2 separate regions of the Homo sapiens genome follow, and region 1 is linked to region 2. A link is an interaction called in ENCODE POLR2A ChIA-PET data of the cell type or tissue named here. Cell type or tissue: GM12878. All regions are shown on one strand. Region 1 overlaps TDRD3 (tudor domain containing 3). Region 2 overlaps TDRD3 (tudor domain containing 3).

Region 1 (5,000 bases), 68 kb before region 2:
AAAAAAAAAAAAAAAAGATACTGATAGTTTGGTTTTCAGTTCCAGTATTGTCAGAGTCACAATCTGTGCTTTTTAACTTTTAAATACTCATCCTGCAGAGCTGTTGAGAGCAAATCTGGTTACCCATAACAATCACTTCTTATAGTATATGGCTAGTAATTTTTAGCACAGAATGGGTACTTCTTTCCTCTTTATTTAACACACAGCTTGATTTAATAGATCAGTTTATTTTCAGTCATCTTTGAATGAAATTTATACTTTATTCCTCTTCTAGCCTATCTTCTTCCTTTAGGTCTCAGTACTCTGTAAGAGATTTACAACTCAAAAAAATAATTTTAATTTCATAGTTTACAAACATTTTTTAAAAAATCTGACACTACATTATAGCTGGCACAGTTCTGGAAGGCCATCTAATCCATCCTTCTAGATTCGACAGATGAGTCTATAAACCAAGAGAGGTGAAGTGATTTTCCCAAGTCACAGAGCTAATTAGAGGAAGAGTCCAAACCAGGGCCATTTTCTTTCTGACTCACAGGCAAGATTCTTTACAAGATCTGCAATAATTTTCATAAACGGGAACTGTCCAATGTCATCTTCGCCTAAGATTCTGAGATTCAGAACCATTTTATTGGGACTCAGATTTTGGCACCAGAAAATCTTTTAAAATCTACCTGTAAGCTAGAAGCCCCGCTTCAAGTTGTCCCGCCTTGACCAAACCAATGTATTTCTTAAATGTATTTGATTGAAGTCTCACGTCTCCCTAAAGTATATAAAACCAAGGTGCATCCCGACCACCTTGGGCACATTTTTCTTAGGACCTCCTGAGGGCTGTGTCATGGGCCATGATCACTCATATTTGACTCAGAATAAATCTCTTCAAATATTAAAAAAAGACTTTTGCTTACCTCACCCATGTTATCAGATAGGTTTTATAAAACTAAATAACTAATACTCAATATGAGCTTTTATACTAATATTTACTAGTTTATTGCTCCTTCTTAATGAAAAGATACAAAACCGCAATAATCATTGACGCCAAACATAAATGAAGTGGTATTTTGAAAACAACAAAAGACAAAAACCAATGCAAAAAGGAGATACACAACTTCATCTATAATGTGCGTTTGACAAGTTACAACTGCGTTTTTCCTGCATATCATCTTCAATCTCTCATTACTGTATACTGTATCTGGAGTGAGAACACAGACAAAACTACATATTCCCCATTTATAAATGAGCCGTGTTATAAAAGTTCATCATAAATTGGTCACTTGGAACACACTTCAGAAGGAAGTATGAAACACACTTAAATAGAAGTCAGGTTCTGTGTTCCACAAATAGTAAGGTGAAATGCAGCTAAGCATACAAACCAGTCCTTTAAGGAAAGAGTTCTCAAGTGAGAGCTATCTGCCTCGGCTGGGGGCATCAGCCAATCCCTGGAAGGAGTTGTTATTCCCTCTAATGGGTAGAGGCCAAGGATGCTGCTAAATATCCTACAATGCACAGGACAGCCCACACAACAAAAAATTATCCAGTCCTAATGCCAGCAGTGTTGAAGTTGAGAAACCCTAGGCTAGGCAAATGACACTTCCTACTCCTAAGTATCAGAGCAGCCTGGAAAAGAATTCTAACCTCAGGAAGTTTGAGTTTGGAAATTTGGGACATTTCTTCCTCTGCTTCTACCCCTAAGATGTAAATGCTGACCCAACTCTCTATAGAAATTTGGCGGGGGCTCTATTTGCTGAAAATACTTAGATACTTACCTCAGCTCCAGCAATATGTTCATTTTTACTTAATGAATCGCCTTGCCTTTTTTTTTTTTTTTAAATTGATATGGAGTCTTGCTCTGTCACCCAGGCTGGAGTGCAATGGTGCAATCTTGGCTCAAGGCAACCTCCGCCTTCCAGGTTCAAGTGATTCTCCCCCCTCAGCCTCCTGAGCAACTGGGATTACAGGTACCAGCCATCATGCCTAGCTAATTTTTGTAGTTTTGTAGAGATGGGGTTTCATCATGTTGTCCAGGCTGGTCTTGAGCTCCTGACCTCAGGTGATCCACCCACCTTGGCTTCTCAAAGTTCTGGGATTACAGGTGTGAGCCACCATGCCTAGCCCACTTTATCTTATATTACCATTCCTTCAGCATTTTCCCAAGTCATAACTTTGTGAAGAGCCAGTGATACATTATTTGGTTGGTGGAGGTGGGAAATGGGAATGGCAATTATTCTCTTCAATGAAAAAAAAAATAAAAACTTAGAAAAACTTAATACTGTCACCTAATAGCTATGTTATGTATAATTTAATAAAATTGAATCATTTGTTTCTTTTAACAGAATTTGTATAGTAGTCACAATACATACATCAGCATATGAAATTCAGTGTACTCTGCAATAGTCCTTGAAATTGAGGATATTTTGAACCATGAAATGTTAATGAGTACATATCTCCTTCAGTGATTCATACATGAACCACTTATTCTATGAATTTCCAAGCCACCTTTTGCCTGAGGTGTTTAGCTTGTATGTATGGAAGTGTAAACTGATTTTCATATAAAACCTAAGCAATCATCATGAAGACAAATCTGCTTTCCCAAAACATGTAATGGACTTTAATAAAACTTAAAATATCTTTAAAAACAAGTCTATTTTTAGATTAACTATACTAATATTCTTCTATATTAGAGTAGCTAAAAATTGAAAGCTGAATCAGCTTTTCTTTTCTTTTTTTTTGCCGGGGGTGGGGGGAAGGGAGACTGAGTCTTGCTGTGTCACCCAGGCTGGAATGCAGTGGTGCAATCTTGGCTCGCTGCAACCTCCACCTCCTGGATTCAAGCTATTCTTCTGTCTCAGCCTCCCGAGTAGCTGGAATTACAGGCACGCACCACCAAACCCAGATAATTTTTTTATATTTTCAGTAGAGATGGGGTTTCACCATGTTAGCCAGGCTGGTCTCGAACTCCTGATCTCAAGTGATCCACACACCTTGGCCTCTCAAAGTGCTGGGATTACAGGCATGAGCCACTGCACCCAGCCTCAGCTCTTATTCTCTATGAAGATTACAGACAACCTTGGTGCCCATGGGAGTCATGTATTATTATCAATACTGAACTTTACCAATTATCCTTGTTTAAAAAAATTCCACTTTAATATTTGTAGTTCTACTACAAACAACAACAACAACAACAACAACAACAACAAAAAACCTGGGCCCATAGTAGCCTGGAACCACAGATTATAAAACAGGAAGATTTTGTAAAGAACAGTTAGTCAAACTAAGAGGCTATCACTTGCTCAAGTAACTAGTGCCACTACTTGGGCTAGAACACAGGTCTGATTCACAAGCCCGACTGCCCCTCACTGTGGTACCCAGTAATGAGGGTAAGGAATACAGGTATCGTAAATCTCAGAACTGCAGGGGAACTGGAGATAAATCTAACAGAGCAGATTTATATTTTTTTATTATTTATTTTGAGGATAAATTCAGCACTCTTGTTTCAAATGAAATCTCACGTAGAATTCCTATATAAAATATATGGGCCTAGGTTAAAGTGGGTGTTTTTACATATTTGTGAGCAGTACCCCTTTGGCTTCCTCTTCCTCACTTTCTTCAACCTCTGTAGCCCTCAAGCCACAGAAATTAAAAACCCAACCTACTTCAACCTTTGCTACTCACTGACAACCAATTGGGTGGAGTGATTTGATTAATAAAATGAGCTAGTGGAAGAGCCAGAACTGGAATGCAGGCCTCTGGCTCTGAGTTCAGAGCCTTTCTCCCTTTGCCTTCTATCACAGAGAAAATTTAAACCCTATACTTGACTCCTATAAATTAAATGTCTCATTTTATAATTAAAAACTCACCTCATATACCTAAATTGAAAAAAACCCTCGGGTTTCATTAACATATGAGAAAATTATTATGATATATAACCAAATATAGTAAGTTTTATAACAGATTATCTTGGTTTCTGAAGCTCTGAGTAAAACAATTCCCCTTTAGAAGAAAATATATTGAAGAATTATAGTCTCCCATCCCTCCAGAGCAGCTCTAAGATAATCTCTTTTTATGTACCTCATCCAGCACATTTTATTTAAACAAAACATTTTATGGCAGAAGAGAAAAAAATGCTAATTGAAGACAAAAGAAAAATCAGATCCAAAACCTTATCACTAAACAACTGTTTCAAAATGCATGGCTGACATAACATAATATTTTCATTCCAGTATCACAGAAAATTTCGGGAGGACTGTGGGACATCCCATTGTGGTTCTAATCTTTTTTCTTTAAATACTATATTTTCTAAAGTTATATTAAAATTGTTTATGATTCTACAGGATATCATGAAATCATCTGAATACCTAACTCAAGGGTTTTATTATAAGCTCTTCTTAGTAAAGCACAATCTAAACAAGACATCTGAACTTTAACATAAATGAAAAGCTAATTTTTAAATGACACTAGAAGCAAATACAGTACTATTCATCATTGTCCTTCCTCTAACATCACTAAGATCTACACATTAATATAATGTAAATAAGCTATTTTTGGCAGGTTAAGCACTTGTGAAAATTCAGTGAAAACATCAAAAAGCTGCATCCATATTTTAATCAGAATATAGTACAAAAAAGACAGTAGGAGAGAAGTCACCCTTATTAAATTCCAAATGATAAAAGTTATGGATCCTCTTCCATTTGAAAACACATGAGTTTACAACTTGAAACAGCAAAAAGGAGTATGAATGCTTATTCCATTGTGTGCCTGGCATTTTGCATGTTATCTTATTTAATCCTTACAATAAGGCTTTGAATTAATCTCACCATTTTATAGATGAAAAAACTAAGGCTCAGAGTACTTAGCTCAAAGTTGTGTAAATGGCCATGCTTCAGTGAGACCTTTAGGCTGTACACCTGAAGTTCTTTTCATTGCATCATACGGTATATATTTCCATTTCTTGCTTCACATAGTTTTCTATCAGGAACTTTTTTCTACAGTCAATGTTATTCCTG
Region 2 (5,000 bases):
CATCTTGGAAGCAGCCCACCACCATCTTGGGAGCTCTAAGAACAAGGACCCTCCAGTAACAATAAGACTCTTACTCAGGGCAATCTTAGCAGATTTGAGGCTCAGTATCTGCTTCTGAAGCCAGGAGATAGGATGCCTGAGTTCATCATTTTCTTTCATCACTTTGTCCACCAAACTTAGAAGCAACCAACCAGCTTCATTATGTTCCTTGGTTCTCCACATATGGTCAAAGGTATTATGTATAGAGTCACTAAACTCCTTGCCTCTCATGAGTGATGAATCAAAAACAGTAAATGCATTTATTTTGCATAACTCTCTAAAAAGTTCATGTGAAGGACTATCAGTGTTCTCCACACTATTAGAAGTAGAGTCCATAGCAGTTTTGGATCTAATCATATTAAGCAGCCAACTCCAAAAATCCCAAATCTAACGAAACAAATACATCCTTAATATTTTGTTCCTCTAGAACCACTCCTGGTACCAAAATCTGTATTAGGGTTCTTTAGAGGGACAAAACTTTAGAGGATATATATATATATATATATATATATATATATATATATATATATATATATATATATGGGAGTTTGTTAAGTATTAACTCACAAGGTCCCACAATAGACCATCTGCAGGCTACGGAGCAAGGAGAGCCAGTCCAAGTTCCAAAACTGAAGAACTTGGAGTCTGATGTTTGAGGTTAGGAAGCATCCAGCACAGGATAAAGATGTAGGCTGGGAGCCTAGGCCAGTCTGTCTTTTCACATTTTTCTACCTGTTTATATTGTAGCCATACTGGCAGGTGACTAGATTGTGCTCACCCAGATTAAGGGTGGGTCTGCCTTTCCCAAGTCACTGATTCAAATGTTAATCTCCTTTGGCAACACCCTCACAGACACACTCAGGATCAATACTTTGTATTCTTCAATCCAATCAAGTTGACACTCCATATTAGCCATCACGGCCACAAGATTAGAAACTATGGTTTAAGAGTTATGCAGCTGGAGGCTACAAGATTCTGACCCTCCACAAACTGCTCCTAAGATCAGTGTTCTTGGCTCACTGGCTTCCCCCACCCACCAACTTGTCCTTAAAAACTTTTATCCCACCGGGCATGGTGGCTCACGCCTGTAATCCCAGCACCTTGGGAGGCCGAAGAAGCGGGTGGATCATCTGAGGTCAGGAGTTCGAGACCAGTTTCACTAATATAGTGAAACCCTGTCTCTACTAAAAATGCAAAAAATTAGCTGGGTGTGGTGGCAGGTGCCTATAATCCCAGCTACTCAAGAGGCTGAGAGAGGAGAATCACTTGAACCCAGGAGGCAGAGGCTGCAGTGAGCCAAGATTGAGCCATTGCACTCCAGCCTGGGCAACAAGAGTGAAATGCCATCTCAAAAAAAAAAAAATACCTCTGATTCCTGAATGATCACTGAGATGGATTTGAGTATAATAAAACTCCAGTCTCTCACGATAGCTGGCTCTGCATGAATTACTCTTTCTCTATTGCAATTCCCCTGTCTTGATAAATCAGCTTTATTTAGGCAGTGGGTAAGGTGAATCCATTGAGCAGTTACATAACACTAAGGAGAAAGCCAAGAAATCATGGAAATACCCACAAATGCCCTAATATTGTTATACTGCTGAATTTACCAACACTTGTAACCATCTACTTCTGAACTTCTTGTTATATGAAATAATAAACCTCCATGGTTTAAGCTGTTTTGGGATATTCTGTACCCTAAAGACAAAAATCAACCAAAGTCATTCAACCTCTAAAGGGAGAGGAAAATGAATTTTTGCAAACATCCTTAGATCTGAGAACACTACAGCATGCCAGAAATATGTTTGACTCCACTCATTTATCTTAAAAATTCAAGAATATTTTGCAATTGGGTCCACATAATACATATGCTTGTTTCACAATATTCTTCCCAAAGAGCAGTAGAAAACAAAACAAAATCACTTTAGACAAAATTTGACAAAAGATGTGGGGAAGGTGGGGAAGCACAGAAAAATGTATGTTTTTGATGCATCATCTTTTGATGGCTTTTTATCAATCCATTCCAAAATATATTATTAGGACATTAGTAATTTAAGTGAGATAGAAGTTTTAAGTAAATTATTTTTCAAACAATCCAAATTTTTAATGATTTAATTGTAATCCTTAATGAAAGCCTTCAAGAGTTATAACATCTATCCATAATACATTGCACAAAGCCAGTGGTGGTGGTAAGAAAGAATAAAAGAATCATTTTAAGAAATAACACTTTAAATTTGTGGTTAGTTCTTTAGCCTTACCAGTTCTCTATAGACACCTTCATGTTTTCCCTCTGATTTGGTTGACTTTTCTTTCTGTAAAACTTCCCTATTTCGGTTACCAGCAGCATTCATATTGAGATTACTTCTAGCACCACCACCACCTCCTCCAAATGTCTTGGTCTTTACATAAGAGAAAGATAAAAGAGAGGTATGTAGACAGCATTTAAAAATAGTTCTAAAAACTAAGCTATGACTAAAAACAACTGAAGTAATTAAGTTTCCTAATTATGTTTTACATGAAAAAATAAAATATTAACTTACTCCTTTTGAATAGCAAAAATATCTACTAGTCACAATCTCTTATTCACAAATCCAGGCCAGGCAATAAAAATAATTACATGATTTGTGAATAAAAGGGAAGTCATGAAAATGAGTGTACAACTATAGAGAAGAAAATACTACAAGCATTATGAAGACTACTTGTTAAAATGATTTTAGGGTAAAATACTTGACTACTGCCTTGAGAGTTGGGTTCTAAATCCAGCTACCAGGCAAGGTTATCTTGAATCATTAAAATTATGTCCATAGTTCAGTATTATGATTGCATAATCTTAGTAAACAAGTTTGAACATTAGATTGAAACTCTCATTACTAATTTATTATTTTCATTAATCATGTAATATGTCATTTCTTACCGACTGCATATAAAAGCTTTTAAGTCTGTATTTCTTATTTGGCCTGTCTTTTTTGAATAAATATATATGTGACATTAAATTTGAAAATTTGATTTTATCTTATATTTGTTTTTCAAAACTATTAGGAAAAGATTAGGACATAAATAATATTGGTTTTGAAAGACACAACTTCATAACTGAAAAGCATCGCCAGTTGTTACCTGTACAGTATGAAACATTTGGTTAAACAATATTTTTATAGATTTTGTTTTTGTTTTTTGAGACAGGGTCTTTCTGTCACCTAGACTGGAGTGCAGTGGTGCAATCTCAGCTCACTACAACCTCCACCTCCCAGGCTCAAGTGATTATCCTGTCTCAGCCTCCTCAGTAGCTGGGATTACAGGTATGTGCCACTACCACCCGGCTAATTTTTGTATTTTTAGTAGAGATGGGGTTTCACCATGTTGGCCAGGCTGGTCTCGAACTCCTGACCTGAGATGATCTATCCACCTTGCCCTCCCAAAGTGCTGAAGTTACAGGCATGAGCCACCATGCCTGGCAAATATTTTTATAGTTCTCATGGATATAATAAAAGAAGAAGCTAAAACAATTTTTATTAGAGACAATGACCAATATTTTAAAATATGTTTTAAAATGATTACAGTAAGGAAACATCTTACATATAAATTATATATAATACAATAACATTAGAAAATTATTTGAGGCCGGGCGCGGTGGCTCACGCCTGTAATCCTAGCACTTTGGGAGGCCGAGACGGGTGGATCACGAGGTCAGGAGATCGAGACCATCTTGGCTAACACGGTGAAACCCCGTTTCTACTAAAAATACAAAAAATTAGCCGGGCATGTTGGCGGGCGCCTGTAGTCCCAGCTACTTGGGAGGCTGAGGCAGGAGAATGGCATGAACCTGGGAGGCGGAGCTTGCAGTGAGCCGAGATCGCGCCACTGCACTCCAACCTGGGAGATACAGCGAGACTCCGTCTCAAAAAAAAAAAAAAAAAAAGAAAAGAAAGAAAATTATTTGAAACGGAAGAAAATACAAAGAAGTATACATGAAAACTTTTTTAAAATGTTGGATGAGCACTAATGGATAACATATTAAGCATCTCTATTAGGTAGCTGATAAACTACAGTATTTACATTTAACTCAAATCAAAATTAAAACCACATCTTCAATTACCAAGGATTCATTACTAGATTCATTCAATTTTGGGTTTATGGAATCCCAGCAAAAAAAAAAATATTTGAAATGCCTTCATAGTCATTACTTGTATAACTAGAAAAACGTATTTATTAATGTGATACAAAATTTATTAGACTAGGAGGCAAGGTAGCACAGTTAAGCACATAGGCTTTGTAACTAGACAAGGCTGGGACTTATCTTGGCCCAGCCACTATCTTTAGCCTTCAGGCAAGTCACTTAACTTCCACCTTCCACAGAGCCTCAGGTTTTTCATCTTTAAAACTGGGATTAGAAAACCTACCTCATTGGGATATTTGGAGAATTAAATGACATCATTGATATGAAGTGATTATCTCAGTAGCTGGCACATGGCAAACACTCAATAACAGATGGTATTTACTATTTTGGTTAATATACTAGAACAAAATTACCTGAAAAGTCTGGAATCTCACCTGCTCCAAATTAAATATATTTCCAAAATTTACATCCCCTAATTCCAAAAGTGTTTTTTCCTTTGGTGCCAGTGAAATAGTCCCATCTTCTGGATGCATTTACTTATAATTTTCTTTCCATTGTATGGATTAAGGAATAGGATAAGCAGCATTTTCGGAGTTGCTTTTTACTGCTCTAAAATAGTTACTACTCACTCATATAAATATCTAGAACCATCACAACCTAAATATTACCCATAAGGTAACTGGTGTTGCCCTTTATGAGCCACATCTTTTTGCTCATATTATATGAATTAGGCATCCATGAGATCATCATGACTGTGAAACTCAAGTGGGCCTTAATGCTGTCTAGCAATCTTACCATATTTCCCTAGCACACACATATACCTAATCTTCTAGACCACTATTTTACACAT

The links. ChIA-PET counts read pairs that join two places held together with the same protein. Peaks named below come from ENCODE experiments on the same cell type or tissue, not always from the same donor. Only the 100,000 strongest peaks of a DNase experiment are listed, where the experiment ranks them.
Region 1: POLR2A ChIA-PET joins it to region 2 with 6 read pairs; 3 of 35 experiments call an interaction of 5 or more read pairs at or near these places.

What each region holds. Positions count from the first base shown.
Region 1 is chr13:60,560,058-60,565,057 of GRCh38, reverse strand. All of the region lies in intron 12 of TDRD3 (tudor domain containing 3), which reads right to left. Among named protein-coding and RNA genes, the nearest start is that of LINC00378, 110 kb to the left of the region's middle. In GM12878, no CTCF peak of the experiment used is centred here; no DNase peak of the experiment used is centred here.
Region 2 is chr13:60,491,870-60,496,869 of GRCh38, reverse strand. It overlaps TDRD3 (tudor domain containing 3), which reads right to left. Exons shown (of 14, transcript NM_001146070.2): 8 at 2,295-2,435. Among named protein-coding and RNA genes, the nearest start is that of TDRD3, 97 kb to the right of the region's middle. In GM12878, no CTCF peak of the experiment used is centred here; a DNase peak (open chromatin) is centred at 2,370.